2 separate regions of the Homo sapiens genome follow, and region 1 is linked to region 2. A link is an interaction called in ENCODE POLR2A ChIA-PET data of the cell type or tissue named here. Cell type or tissue: PC-3. All regions are shown on one strand.

What was found. Peaks named below come from ENCODE experiments on the same cell type or tissue, not always from the same donor. Only the 100,000 strongest peaks of a DNase experiment are listed, where the experiment ranks them.
Region 1: POLR2A ChIA-PET joins it to region 2 with 6 read pairs; 2 of 35 experiments call an interaction of 5 or more read pairs at or near these places.

What each region holds. Positions count from the first base shown.
Region 1 is chr4:101,675,563-101,683,562 of GRCh38, reverse strand. No RefSeq gene overlaps it. Among named protein-coding and RNA genes, the nearest start is that of BANK1, 110 kb to the left of the region's middle. In PC-3, no CTCF peak of the experiment used is centred here; no DNase peak of the experiment used is centred here.
Region 2 is chr4:101,157,625-101,165,624 of GRCh38, reverse strand. The region is part of intron 2 of PPP3CA (protein phosphatase 3 catalytic subunit alpha); the gene reads left to right. Among named protein-coding and RNA genes, the nearest start is that of MIR8066, 79 kb to the left of the region's middle. In PC-3, no CTCF peak of the experiment used is centred here; a DNase peak (open chromatin) is centred at 4,354; H3K27ac peaks cover 5,419 bases.

The sequences.
Region 1 (8,000 bases), 520 kb before region 2:
GAAGGAAATCCAAAATACATCTAAAACTATTGGTAAATAGGGAGTTACTCTGTTTAAATACCTGCTTTATAGAATGATTTATTCTTTACTACATAAAAATTAAATACTCAAGCTCAAAATTAAATTTTCAAGTGTTCCTTTCAAGTTAAATATGCCACTATATATCTGAAAAACATTGTCAGTATAATAGACCTAAAATTGGTGTACAAAGTATTTTTAAAACGATATTTTAGTCTATATCAAAACTATATATCTAGCAGAAAATGAAGAAAATTAATTCTCAAAGGCCAAAAATGAAGTAGCATTATGAATCTGAGAGGAAAGCGGGCTTTAAACCCAGCAGCAGCTGCCATATGGCATCTGCCAATCTCCAGCAACACAGAATTGTAATTTCAAAAGCCACATGAGAGACAAAAGAAAAGATATTTGGAGTGTTCTATTGGGCACTCAGCCATAAGTCTAGAAGCCCTAATGTGCTACATCCTCTGTGAAAAGATAAACTAGAATAAAACTGCCTCAGGAGAGAATTCAGCAGAGAATCTTGTCTACGGTAATTTCAGCTCTGGGTATGTGAGGTGGAAAGATGGAGTAGTTGAGGAACTCTCTGAAACTTTATGAATATCAGTCAATCGTTATATAGTAATTGTAGGTCTGAAATTACAGTATCTACATGACCCCAAAAAACACCAAGGAAAGAAATTAAGGTGGCCCAAATGTGAAAGGAATCTGCGTTGCTGGCAGAGGTTAGAAGCAAATCATCTCTGCAGGAATATACACTCTATCAAAGTCTCGAAAATCCTCACAAAGCAAGTTCCAGTAACCATAGGTTTGCAATGAGATGTTTTCTTTAAGATGTAAGATGACAAGAGTACATGAGCAAGGATACTAGATTAAGTAAATAGAGGTAGATCCATAAATATTTCAGATTTTCCAAAACGTTAAATTTTGAAAGCAAAATTAGCATGCTTATCATGTCTAACAAAATAATAAGGCAATAAAAATGTAATAAGAAATGAGCACGAAAAGTTTGAAAAGGAACAAATAGAAATTATAGAAATAAAAAATATATGTGAAACTTAAAATTCACTAGATGGAGAGAACTCCAGGCTTCCAGGCTCCCGTCCACCATGCAGAAGCTTGGAAGTTGTCACTCCTCTGAACAACAAGTAAAAAGCTGAAGAAACTGAAAAATAAACTCTTCTTAGGTCCATGAGAGAAGTCATATATCACAGGGCAAGACACTACCCCAATTGGAAGGGCAGACAAGTGAATACAGAGAACCATAATTTGCAGAAGCAGAACACACTCCTCCACCCCACCACGAGCCATCATATCAACCCTCCAGCAGAAATACCCTTTGGAGCCAATGCCAGTGTAGGGATGCATGAACTGTAATCAATTGCTAGAGGTTCAATGTGGACAAGACTGAGAGATAAAAGTCATTGGATATCCCCACACTTTTGTGAGTTTTACCTCCAGGAACTCAACTAGGCTGTCGTAGTGACTAGTGAAGAAAAGTCCTCTCATGCATCTATCAGGAGGAAAGAAATGGAAACAACTTTGAAATACACCAGAAAATTCTATCCTTCATAACAAGGCCTGACTTAGCGACAAACTATTTACCAAGCTTAAACTACTGGGGTTTTATTAGAGCCTAACAAACCTGGAGGAAGGGAAATACCCAGGTTTTCTTTTTTAAAGAAAACTTTTTTTTTTTTTTTTGAGACAGTCTCACTCTGTCACACAGGCTGGAGTACGGTGGCACGATCTCAGCTCGCTGCAACCTCCACCTCCCAGGTTCAAGCAATTCTTGTGCCTCAGCTTTCTGAGTAGCTGGGACTACAGGCATGCACCACCACACCCAGCTAGTTTTTGGTATTTTTAGTAGAGACAGGGTTTTGCTATGTTGGCCAGGCTGGTCTCGAACTCCTGGCCTCAGGTGATCTGCCCACCTCAGCCTCCCAAAGTGCTGTGATTAGAGGCATAAGCCACTGCGCACGACCGACAAAACAAAACATTCTTGCCATACAATTCAGCAATTGTACTCCTTGGCATTTACCTGAACAAATTGAAAACCTTGACCATACGAAACCCAGCACACAAGTGTTTATAGAAGCTTTATTCATTCTTGCCAAAACTTGGAAGCAACCAAGATGTCTTTCAGTAGGAGAATGGATAAATAAACTTTGGACGGCAAGACAATGGAATATTGTTCAGCATGCAAAAGACATGAGCTATCAAGCCATGAAAAGACATAGAACATTAAATGCATATTACTAAGTGAAACAAGCCAATCTGAAAGGCTGCATACTGTTAGATTATATTTCTTATTACTATATGACATTCTGGAAAAGGTGAAACTATGGAGGCAGTAAAAAGATCAGTGGCTTCCAGGGATCAATAGGCAGGGCACAGAGATTTTTTTTTAATAGACTTTATTTTAGAATAATTTTAGGTTCACAGCAAAAGTAAGAGGAAGGTACAGAGATTTTCCATATACTCCCTACCCCTAAGCATGCCTAGTCTTCCCCATTATCAATATTCCCACCAGAGGCACAGAGAATTTTTAGGGCAGAGAAACTCTTTTGTTATGATACTATAATGGTGGATATATATCATGACATGTCTGTAAAAATCCATAGAATGCACACCAAGAATGAATGCCAAAGGAACTATGAACCTTCAATGATAATTATGTTTCAATGTAGTTTCATCTAACATAACAAAGGTACTACTCTGGTGGGGGATATTGACAATGGGGGAAGCTGTGCATATGTAGGCATAGAGAGTATATGGGAAATCTCTGTACCTTGTGCTCAAGTTTGTTGTGAACCTAAAACTGCTCTAAAAAATAAGGTCTATTTAAAAAAACGCCACTGGATGGGATAATTTATTGAAATGAATAATTGGTATTTTCCTTGAATATGTGTATTACTTCAATAAAATCTTAAATATCTGATTAAACATATCTGAAAAATAATAAGGAAACATGAAATTCAATTTCGAAAATAACCCAGAATTTAAAACAGCAACAATAGTAATCATGGAAGAGAGATTAAGTGATGCAGGAAAAGTATATAAAATGATGTAACAAACCTCTGCCTGGGGATCTGGAAAGTGATAATGCAGAAAATTGAAAAATGGTAACATTTGAGAAGATATTAGTAATTTTCCATAACTGATTAAAGAATAAGTGTTTAAATTTAGAGGACAGAAAATTCCTAGCAAGATATATATATTTTTAACAATCTTCACCTAGACATAACATAGCATGGATTCCAAAACACAAATAACAAGCTAAGGGTTTTATTTTTTAATTTAATTTAAATTTCTATTTTTATAGAGATGAGGTATTACTATGTTTCCCAGGCTGGTCTCGAACTCCTGAACTCAAGTGATTCTCATGGCTCGGACTCCCAAAGTGCTAGGATTACAGGCTTGAGCCACCGCACCCAGCCAGTAAATGGTTTTATAAGCAGCCAGAAGGAAAAGACAGATTACCTACAACAAATCAAAATTTGAATGACAGCTGATTTCTTAACTGCATGAAAACTAGGAAACAATGCAAACATTTCTTTAAAGTATTGGGAAAAAAATAACTGTCAACCTAAAATCATATATACAACAAAAGATATTTGTAAACAATAAGAAAAACAATATAAACCTGAGTGTTTACCACCAAAAGTGATTTAATATAATTTATAAGAAATATACTTTATGAAGAAGGAATATGATCCCAGGACATAGGTTTGTAATGCAAGAAGATATGGTGAATTTAAAAAAATATGGATATTGTTAAATCTAAAGCAACATATAAAAATAGTAAGGTCGGGGGTTCAAGACCAGCCTGACCAACATGAAGAATCCCCACCTCTACTAAAAATACAAAATTAGCCAGGCATGGTGGCACATGCCTGTAATCCCAGCTACTCGGGAGGCTGAGGCAGGAGAACTGCTTGAACTTGGGAGGCGGAGTTTGCAGTGAGCCGAGATTGCACCACTGCTCTCCAGCCTGGGCAACAAGAGTGAAATTCTGTCTCAAAAAAAAAAAAAAAAAAAAAAAAGAAAAGTAATAACAAAAAACTTATGGGTATTAAAAAATAGAACTGAATTAAAAACCTATAGCTTAGAAGTCTAGATAGGTTATTTGTACCTAAAGCACTCTAGAAAAAAAGGGCAAATACATTTATTAAATTTAGGTTCACAGAGTTATCTATGAAACATTATAATTTCTAGCATAACCCATAAAAATATTTAAGATACTGTATAACTTTCAAACAAATAGAAGGAAAAAATGTAATGATAGGAGGGCAATATTAATGCAAAATAATCTTTGCGAGAAAAAATAAAGCAGGCAAGAAAAACAGAAAGCATAAAATAAGATGATAGAAATAAGTCCAAACATATCAGAGAACACAATGAAATGTGAATATTTTGAGTAAGGATTTAAGATTCTCAGATATTTTACATCAACTGTAAGAATCACCTAAGTGATATTTATAGCACATACATGTAAAACAGGTCCCGGGGGAAATTAATGAAATAGCAAATATAAAATACATGAAATAAAATAAATTACAACATCAAATAAGTCAAAAGTTGTTTTTTTAGAGAAAAAATATTAAAGTTGTTAAACAGCCAAACAAAATTTGGTGAGTAAATTGAAGATATAATCGCAAATGCAGCAGAGATTTTTTTAAAAATCAGTTTAAGTCAATTGATTTGAAAGTTAATATAATATGAACAGATGCCTAGAAAAATAGGATTTAATAAAAAAAGTGAAAAATAAATAGAAAACCTGAATAATACTATAAACTTTAAAGATATTTCATCAATATTTTAAAATATTTCCATAAAGGAAACAGCAGGCCCAAATGTCTTTTCAAATATATTCTGCCACACATTCAAGGAAGAAATAATTCCAGTTTTACACCAATTATTCTCAGAACTAGAAAGAGAAGGGAAATAGTTCACTTATTTGGTTAGGCTAACATAACTCTGATTCAAAAACTAGAGGACAGTAAAAGAAAAAAATTATAAACCAATATTGTAAACATATGAGCAAAACAGACTGTTAAAAGAAAAACTTCAGCTGAATAAAATTTAGAAGAGTTTAATTGAGCAAAGAATGATTCACAAATTGGGCAGCCTCCGGACACAGAGTAGACTCAGAGACTCCAGCACAGCCACGTGGTGGAAGATTTATGGACAGAAAACGGAAGTGACATACAGAAACAGCTGGATTGGTTATAGCTCAGGGTTTATTTGAACATGGTTCAAACAGTTGGCCACATTGGATTGGCCAAAACTTAGTGATTGGCATGAGTAGACTAGAGTCTGTTTACACTTCCATTTAGGCTATAGTTCACTATGTACAGGAAAATCTTTAGGCTCAACTTAAAATATGTAAGAGGCAGCTTCAGGTTAAACTTGAATTAACAATTCCCCCCTTATGGTCATCCTCTCAAAATTGACTCAAGTCACTGATGTCATTATTGCCATCATAAAAGTACTTATTCAGTCTTGACACCCACTGGGAAACAGAAGAACAGTGGGTTTTTGCAAGCTGGGTGTGCTTCAGCTTATTTTTTTAAGGGTTACAGTAGAGAGTACCTCCTTATGCTGGAACGTCCTGTTTACAAGAGAAAAAACAAAACCTGGTTTGTTCTAGGATCTAGGAGTTTCCTTAAAGTCTTACTTTGATTATGTCATATTTAGCACAAGTGACTCCATTTTGGTTTGGTCTGGTCTTTTTGGACCTAGTGCATAAGCTCAGTCCAAAACAATGGCCTCCCATAATTTTGTTTAAAAATTTCCCCCTTTTTGTCAGGTTCTCATTTAGGTGAGAGTGTGACCAAAACTTAGGGTCTTAGCACCACCCTCAGTCACCATCATTTTTGGTTTCCAGTCATTCATAGGTTATGGTGCCCTCATGGTCACACATTCTTTCAGCTCTTGTCTTTCCAATTGAAGAGAGACCATTGGACATTCTAGAGACGGCTGCATACAAACATTTAAAAACTTTGAAAGAATACAGCGCACCAAGGAGACTACTATTATTACTGTTAGTTACTGTTACTATTATTACTGTTATTATTACTATTAGTACTATATACTACTATCATTGGGGAGGATAATATCACGAGTTTGGAGTATGTGTCTTACCCAGGGTCCCCATAAACCAAACCATCTAAAATCAAATGGATCAAAGAATGAGCTAAAAAGTCTACTCACTTAACAGTCTCTGCATTAATATCTTACAATTGAATCCCTATAATATATTGGATGTGATGTATTTTTCCATAGGCCACAAGGGCCAGCAGCTGAACGGATACTTCTGTGTTTAGCCAGTAAGTAATCTAGAGAAATTCTATTACTTAGCATAACTTTCACAAGAGAATTTAAAGTATCTTGCGTATCCATAGCCCTTACAGTAGAATCTGCTATGGAGCCTATCATGAGGGATACATTTCTAATCGTTGCCTCTTTTTCTCCAAATAATGGAAAAAATGACCTAATAAATGATGCCCTTCTAGAAGAGAACATTGCCTGGAGGCAATGTGCTCTTTAACCCATGACATAGGTTAAAAGGAGTGAGACAGCCAGGCGCGGTGGCTCATGCCTGTAATCCCAGCACTTTGGGAGGCCGAGGCGGGTAGATCACCTGAGGTCAGGAGTTCGAGACCAGCCTGGCCAACATGGTGAAACCCCGTCTCTACTAAAAATACAAAAATTAGCTGGGTGTAGTGGCAGGTGGCTGTAATCCCAGCTACTCAGGAGGCTGAGGCAGGAGAATCGCTTGAACCCAGGAGGCAGAGGTTACACTGAGCCGAGATCGTGCCATTGCACTCCAGCCTGGGTGAGAAGAATGAGACTTCGTCTCAAAAAAAAAAAAAAAAAATGAGGAGTGAGCCAATGCTCTGTTTTTGACTGCCTATGAGGCAACATAGGCACCATTAAAATTTCTCATCTACATTGGGCCTTCACCTTCCATCTATCGAGTTATAAGGTTATCCATGTATAAGGCTGGCTGAAAAATCCTTCACAAATAAAACTACACCCCATGAGTGCACACAACAGACCCCCTTTCCACTTTTATTGTTCATAGAGGCATAACCAAGGGAAAAAATCAAAGATAAGTGTCTCATGGTGGTAGAGAAGTCTTGATCTGTAGTCTTGGGAAAAAGCTGTTCACATCAAGGATGCCATCTTTTTCTGAAAAGAAACTCCTCTGGTTAGCTTTAGCTTAAGAGTGCCAATGGGTGTACAGTTCCAAGAATGCGGAAGGGCCCTTGTCAGTTGCGAGATTATGAACCCAAGGTTCAAGGTCCCAAAGTTTTACTGTGGTGTGGACGGCAAGGGCAGTCTTTCTCTGATGTTCTCAGAAGATCCAATCTTCGTGTTCTAGACTGTGAAGGGGTTGATTGATTATATTCAGTCAGTGAACCATAAAAAGCTTTCTTTACCTGGTGAAATACACTGTGGCATAATAATCTGTTATAACATCGGCTCTCTTGCATGGGAAAGCTTTTATACAACCAGAACATATGCTTTGAAAATGACAATTGAATGAAATCCCTCTATAAATGTTTAAGTGGCCCATCAGGTAGCAGAATCTACTTGAAGCTTTGATTGTCTTCCCAGGAATATGGGTTTGACAAACCAAACATTGGTCATAAACTATTTTAGCAATTTAGAAGCCATCACACCAATATGTATTTAATTTGGATTATTTTATCTCTTCCATGATGAGTCATGGAATGCAGAACTTTTAATAACAGAAGCTTTAAGTACTCAGGAAGGATGAGGCAGCTGTCCAGGTTCTCTATGAGTCCATCATTAACACTGGATTTGTGTCCTCTTGCAGAGAATACCAGTTGTCTCTCCAATTTAGGTGCATAGCACTGAAACCGATGGGTTATCATAGGTAATTTGCCTTAGATCATGGAGGTCTTTCAACTTGTATATATAAACCATTTCAGTACTGGCTGATTTAGCAT
Region 2 (8,000 bases):
ACAACTACTTAGACATCAAAGCAGTTTCAGATGTTCAAGGGTTTTTCTTTTATTCTTGGGTAAAGCAACAAGGGAAAAGGGTTTAATATAAAAATTGTATAAGTTGAGAATGAGGTCTGATTGGTTAAAAGGTTAGGGGACTGTATGAAGCACATTAAAGGTTAATGTTCAGTTTAAGTTTGTGTCTGTCTGAATCTGTCTTAAAGATTGTACAGGTAAAAAAATAGACATAGCAAATGTTTTACTGTTTGTACAAAGAATAATTAGTCTATATTTAAAAATGGCATTATTTCATTTTTCAATGTTTGGGAAAAAGACTGCCTTTATGGAAGGAGAAATGTGGAATGTCTGTCTTCGTTTGATTATTCTTATTTTTAAACCATGTGCAGTATCCCTTACATCAAAAAGAGATACAAAGAAATGTTTTCTATTATAAGAGTCATCCAACATGAAATAAACTGCTTTTGCTGAGTTTGTTGCTGTTGTTGTTATTGCTGCAGCAGCTGCTGCCGTTTTGTTTAATCGCAGATTCCATAGAGCATAACCTTCTTTCAGGAATCATTTTTTTAGGGATTCCTGTACTGGATAGACTACTGAACAAAATCATCAAAATCTCTCCTCCCCTACCCAGAGTCAGTGCTAATCACTAGATTATAGTAAAATGATGAAAGAAATTTAAAAATTATATATGTATATATGCCTATATACATGTGCAACATTGGCAGCCCTTTATCTCTGGTAGAACCATTTTTTCTTCTAAGTTTTTTGGTGGATTAGGTATATGAACCTAATCCTATTTTAATTATGATAGATGCTATTGGTTTAATTTAATGCCTTTGCAGAGCAAAAGAACATACTGACATTATATTTTCATCTGATCCTCACTGCCCTCTCTCTGCTGTGGGGGATATTTTACTGGTCCATGAAATCCAAGTCTGGGAACCACTGAAGTAAGTGATCTCAATGGTTATTTCATAATCATTCTATGTAAATCTACCCAATTAACAGATTTTGCAACGGCTTTTAATTGTATAGAGCCAGGACCCTAAAAAAAAAAAAAAACTTAAATCCCATTATTTTTAGAAATAGCAAGTTATACAGAACTGATAGGACCTTATAGGGGACAAGAGGGAGAGGAGAAATCAAAACAATTGATTCATTTAGGAACTTCTTATTGACACATATTCAACAAGTATTTGAGGTATTATTATATGCCAAGTACTGTTTTAGGCACTTGGGATATGACAGTAAAGTTTCTACAAAGTTCCTTACTGTCTTAACAGTAGAAGACAAAACATAATAAATCCAATAAAGTATAAATAAGTAAATTATAAAAGATGTTAGAAGGTGATAAGTTCCATACAAATAGAAAATTGTATGGGGTGGGATAAGGGAGTGGCAGGGTGAGGGTGGGTGGAATTGTTAAGTAGAGTGGTCAGAATAGGCCTCATTGAGAAGGAGAGGAGATTTGAGCAGACTTGAAATAGGTGAAGAGGTAGCTAAGGAGACACCCAGAGGAAGGGCTCTTCACAGAGGATCAGTTGATGGCACAGGAATTCAAAGATGCAGTAAGTTATGATTACACCACTGCACTCCAGCCTGGGTGACAGAGCAAGACCTCGTCTCTAAAAACAAATAATAAGTAAATAAAAAATAAAATAAAAATAAAACTGTGTCTTATACCAACTTCCACCTGAGATCATGATAGAAATCTATTTATTCATGATAAATAGCTACTGGCTAAGCCTTTGGCCCTAAACCTCAGTATAGTGCCTGAGGAGCTAGACCAAACCAAATGTAGGACTCTGTTCTGATTCCCTTAAGTGACTTAAAAATAATGTAAAATTGGCTTTACTTATTTCTACCCCTAAATCAACCAGAAACTTTAAACCATGGTGTACCTATCATATATGCCAGAGCAAAATATGTATCCTAACACCTACTGCTGTGCTTCCATAACCCAGCCCAGGGCTTACGCAAGTGTGAAGAGTAGAAAGAGAAGAGAGGGAAGCAGAATAAAAATAAGGATGAACACACCTTGTCCAGATGGTTATTTAAGCCTGGAAGAAAGGGTGGGAATAAGAAAGGATGAGAGAATATTCTCTTGTCCTCATTAAAGCCTACATCAAGCAATTACAGAGACCACACTGTCTATGCTACATGCTTTTGTGATCTCTTTAAAAATACCACAACTTTGACTTGTGGGCCAATGCATATCCTGAATTGATAGATTCAGATCATTAGTTTTTCTTGAGAGAAGGGACCTCAGGGCGAACAACAACAAAAGCCCCAGATATTTCACACTGAAAAGAGTTTTAAAACAATGAATTAAGTATCTTCAAAATTTTTAGAAAAAGCAGAGGAATATATCAGTTCAGGTTTCTTGTTGCTGTTGTTCCCTCTACTGCAAACTGTGAACTGGAGTCCAGGAAACTGCCATGCACAAATGCAGGAAATGCCTGCCAAAGCTGTAACTACTCCATAGCCCCTAAACTGGTGACTAGAATTGGAATATGGAATTGCCAGTTATTAAAAAGTTTTTACCAAAACCTGTAGTCAGTAGCCATGTCAAGTGCTGGGGATGGATGACTTTTACCTTCCTTTGCTTTCAGCTAATCACATGATGTGAGTACATCTCCTTGGCTGAACCTAAGCCTTATCCAGAACCCTAATGGCAAGGGAGTCTGGGAAACATAGTGCTTCAGCTTCCAGCTCCTATAGCTCAGAGAGAGTATAGAAGAGTGTGGTAATAAATGCTGACTGACAATTAAGGTTTCTCAAAGGCATGGCCATTTTCTAAATGAAGAAGTGAAATTAAATCAAAATTCTCATAGGGAAAGGATGAGTCAAATTTGCTGGTGAAAACTTTTAAACCCAGGGCAAGATACTTTAAACTGTATGTAATTAGCGTGCATGCATATGTGTTTGGGGACTCCATTTCTTTGAGTGGATCAACTAAGAAATTCATTGTCAAATGTTGCACAGGGGGTCACGTTTATATTCCACAAAGTGTCAAAGATGCAGAAATCAGTTCTATACCTGATACATTTCCCTTTATTTATTTATTTATTTATTTATTTATTTATTTATTTATTTTGATGGAGTCTTGCTCTGTCGCCCAGGCTGAAGTGCAGTGGCGTGATCACGGCTCACTGCAACATCTGCTTCCCAGGTTCAAGCAATTCTCTGCCTCAGCCTCCTGAATAGCTGGGATTACCAGCACCCGCCACCACACCCAGCTAATTTTTGTATTTTTAGTAGAGATGGGGTTTCACCATCTTGGCCAGGCTGGTCTTGAGCTCCTGACCTCGTGATCCACCCGCCTCAGCCTCCCAAAGTGCTGGGATTACAGGTGTGAGCCACCATTCCTGGCCTTTTTTTGTTTTGGCCAGAGTCTTGCTCTGTCTCCCAGGCTGGAGTGCAGTGGCGCCATCTTGGCTCACCACAACCTCCCCCTCCTAGGTTCAAGTGGTTCTCCTCCCTCAGCCTCCCCAGTATCTGGGATTACAGGCACATGCCACCATGCCCGGCTAATTTTTGTATTTTTAGTAGAGATGGGATTTCGCCATGTTGGCCAGGCCGGTTTCGAACTCCTGACCTCAGGTGATCCGCCAGCCTCGGCCTCACAGAGTTCTGGGATTACAGGTGTGAGTCACCGCGCCCGGCCTATTTCACTTTTTTTAACCTCGATGTGGACTATCAAGGTAAAATTTTTCTATAGAATGTATATATAGCCAAGTCAAATGTCTGCCTGTGACAAAATGATCACTTTGCCTGCTTTTAGGCAACTCCTATTATGGTATGCTAGTGTAGACACTGGCCTTCCCTGTTCTTTTGGAAACAAATGACTTTTCTCTTACACATCAACTCCATCTGTTCTTTTTCCTGTATTCTTCTGAAATTTGCAACTTTACTTGAATTTGTTCAGAATTGTTTACCAAGTATTGTAAAGCTCTCACCTGTATGTGTTAAAAAGAGATTTTAGAATTGTGTAAAATCCTAATTGCCAACCGAGCATTTTTTTATGTCTGTATTTAAATGATTCTTAGGACTGCCAGTCTTCTAGAGCTAATGAATCCTTTCCCATTTGGCAGCAGACAGCTTACTGCCAACTTCCTCCCATCTGATAAATGTTCCCATAACAACACTAAGGCAGTCTGCTTAGTTTCATTAAATACCAAAATTATAGCCTGAGAAAAATGTATAATGTATTATACCATATTACAGCACCTTATGAAATAATTCATGAGTGATTGAATTCATTGTGATAGGGAGAGGCTTGTTCAAATACTCAATAAAAATGTTATAGTCACACTTTGCTTAACAACAGGGAAACATCCTGAGAAATGCGTCATTTGCCGATTTTGTTGTGGGAACATCATAGGGTGTATTTACACAAACCTAGATGATATAGCTGATACAGGGTCTATTTATATAAACCTAGAGAATGTGATGTAGCCTATTGCTTCTCGGCTACAAACCTGTACCACGTTACTGTACTGAATATTGTAGGTAATTGTAACACAAAGGTAAGTATTTGTGTATATAACATATCTAAACATAGAAAAGACACAGTAAAAATATGATGTTATAATCTTATGGGCCTACCATCATGTAGGCAGCATGTCCTTGGCCAAAACCTTGTTATGCAGTACGTGACTGTATTTCTTTGTAGAAGGAAGAAAAAGAAACCCTTGAAATCTGAGTCATTATTTTGAACTTCAACAAGGATTCAGATTTTGTCTTGATATTAGCAGATCTAATATCCCAAGTCCATTTTCTCTACATTCCTAAAACCTAGCCCCTTATTACCAATTTGGATACCTTCACTCACATACATATTCTAAAGAACATCTTCATTTGTCTGATTAAAAAAATATTTTTAAAGAATAGTTATACTCTTGATATATAAAAAGAAGAAATAGCTATTGATTCATGAAAATCACTATCTTTTAGAGTAGTGTAAGGGTGTTTGCTACTTGAGAGGGTGGATATGCTTATTCTAAGCAACTCCAGTAACACCTTGACTTCATAGAAATGAAAGAAAGGATTATTAATAATTTTGCAAGACTTGTTTTGCTTCTCGAGTATTCACATAGCTATCCCATAGAGCACACTCTGTGCATTTACCATGATCGGACTCCCACACATTTTATTAATGCATAAATTTGAAATTATTGTTTTTGACCAAGTTGATGAATATTAAAGTTTGAGGAAACTAAAGAAATCACGTTGGTCATTTTCCTGCTTCTTCAGATGAAAAAATGGGGGCAAAAAGGATAAGTTATTTCCCTAAAGTGAGCCAAACTGTGTTGGTAAGGACTAGAATGACTTATATCAGTGGTCGTTGTCAATGGATTTTCCATGGGGAAGTAAATGTACGTACTTGAGAATTTTGTTAGCGACTTCATCATTGCAGTCACTGTAAAGGTTTGTACTTAGCACACTTCTAAATTGTATGGCACATGCAGTTCAAGATAGAAGTGTGGAATGTAGCAGGCGTGCACCAACCATACTTTTATATTTTACTTTCTATTTCACATTTTTCTTCTCTACTTTCCCAAGGTAGTTGTCACCTTATCCTAGCTTGATTATTATAATGATGCATACATGAATATTTTTTCTATTGGGCTATTTTCAGTAAGAATCAGACAGAATATTTTATAGATAGTTCACGTTTTTGTAACTTTAAGAATAATACTGAATACTGCTTCCAGCAATGGCCCCATTTCTGTGTACAGATGGTTTTGATGTATGTATTTCAGGTATCTGAAGCAAGCAGAAAAAGGCAGCGCTGGTTGATACCTATTTTAGAATCAGCCCTACATCCATAAATGTATATTTTTGAAAGATTTATTTCTGGTATTTTGCAATCCTGTTATAAGACTATATTCTGTGAATTTTTAAAGTAGTGACAATATAGCACATAGGATGGGAATAATTTTAAGACTAGGGGCATTATGAGGATTTCTGAATCAGTTTTACTTAATAAAAATACAGCTGTTCATTTAGATCATTATTAACCATTAATAAAGCTGTCTTTCTTTTGACACCAGAAAGAAGGCCAGTCTAGTTCACTCAAGTGACAAAACTTCTGGTAAAAAATCTGTCACAGTCTAAACCTGTTTCTTTTGGGTGGAAGTGTTGGGTTACTGTAAAATCCCTGGTCTCTTCCCCTTAGATAATGTAAACCCAGATTAAATCAGAGGCTGGCACTGTTCTTATCCTGGGGTAGGGAATGAGGGGCTGGGGAGGTGGGTCAGTGGGCAGGTATGGGGTAAGGAGATAAGAGATAGAGGGAAAAAACTGGTGAGTACCTAGTTAGAGCAGCGTGGCCTGCAGGAATAGCACTGGCCTCTGAATCACTGTTTTTTTAGAATCTACTTCTTTTCCAGTTCCAACTTTCTACCACCTAACGAGCTCTTCTTGGGCCCTGCGGCCAGACTGCCAGGATTGGTTCACATCTTGGCTGACTGTATAACTTGCTACCTTAAGAATTTTGGCCACTTACCTAAAACTCGCTGAGCCTCAGTTTCCTCGTCTGCATAATGGAGGTAATAATAGTACCTTTCTTAGGGAACTGTGAGGATTAAATTAGCCAAACCCCCAGAGGAAGCTAAGTCAACTACTATTATCTTGGTTTAAGTTTCTTAATAATTTTTGAGCCTTAGTTATCTTCATTCATAAAATGGAGTATCGTCACTACTGTGAAGATTAAATAAAATGGATGATATTGGTTAAAAGTACTTAATAAATGTTACTGAGATATGAATTAACTTTTAGCTGATTAAAATGCTTTAACTATTATTTGCCATTGCATCAAATATTTGAATAACAAAGCTTTTACTATGTTTGGTAAACTGCAACTTATTCATAGGATTCACTAATTTGGGTATTGAATAACCAGATACCAAACAACAATTGACTGACTCATTCAGATATTATTTATGGGCACCAGTGATAGGCAATCACAGTAGAGGCCACAGTTGAGGTCACTGAGGCCCCAAAAACCTAGACCTGCCGTGTGGCACCTAGTTTTAACTACTCTCATGATTTCTCATCTGACATTTAATTATAATATGATACCGAGGCCCAAAGTCCTAAACGTGGAAACTGAAAGGAGAGCCCCCTTAACTCATCTTCATTTGAACCTCAACAACAAAAAATTAAAAAGGAAAAACAGTTGCTCCCTTCTTAAGTACTGCCTTTTAAAATGTTCTTGTTGCACACTGCTTCAACTTTTCTCTGCCCACCAGGCTTCCATTTGTGATCTGTCTGAAATAACTATTTTTGCATAACACATTCTTTCTTCGCTGCTGATCTTCCCTGGAGCTGCTGCTGCTTCCCGTGGGGAATACAGATGAGGCTGGTGATGCACCAGGAGCAGGCCAGGGGACTCTGAGATGATGACTCTTTGTCATTGTGAATAATTCTCTCTGAATTCTCGGGTTTCTGGTGGGTTTTTCTTCTTTCTTTTCATCTTCTTGGTATAAATCTAGTTTTAATTATTTCACAGAATATTTGTCTTTCTGAAAGCTTCTCGTGCAAAACAAAGACAAAACATTAACATAGTAAAGTTATTTTATCAGTAGCCTTTCTCTGTGTTAATTAGGATGTATATCAATATGACATCATTATTTTCATTATTTAAATGTACTAAAGTTTAAATACTTGTAGCTTTTAGACATGAATTAAAAATAGAACTATTTTGAAACTGGTCATGAAGACTGAGAGGTTTTTTTTTTTTTTTTTTTTTTTGCCTCCTAAGGAACCGTTTAGGATGATTCATAAAGCATTTTCTGAAATAAAAGGCAGAACCGTACAATTCTGATTTTAAAAAATCAGGGAATTAGAGTACCTCAGTCTTGCAGCTTTAAAAGAGCAGAAGAAAAAAAGCATTGAACAAACTTTACATTCTCTTGATGGGTTTCAAAGAACATCAAAATTATCTAAGTCAATTCTCTTCTGCCAGACAGGAGTTCACTTGCATCATCAGCCTT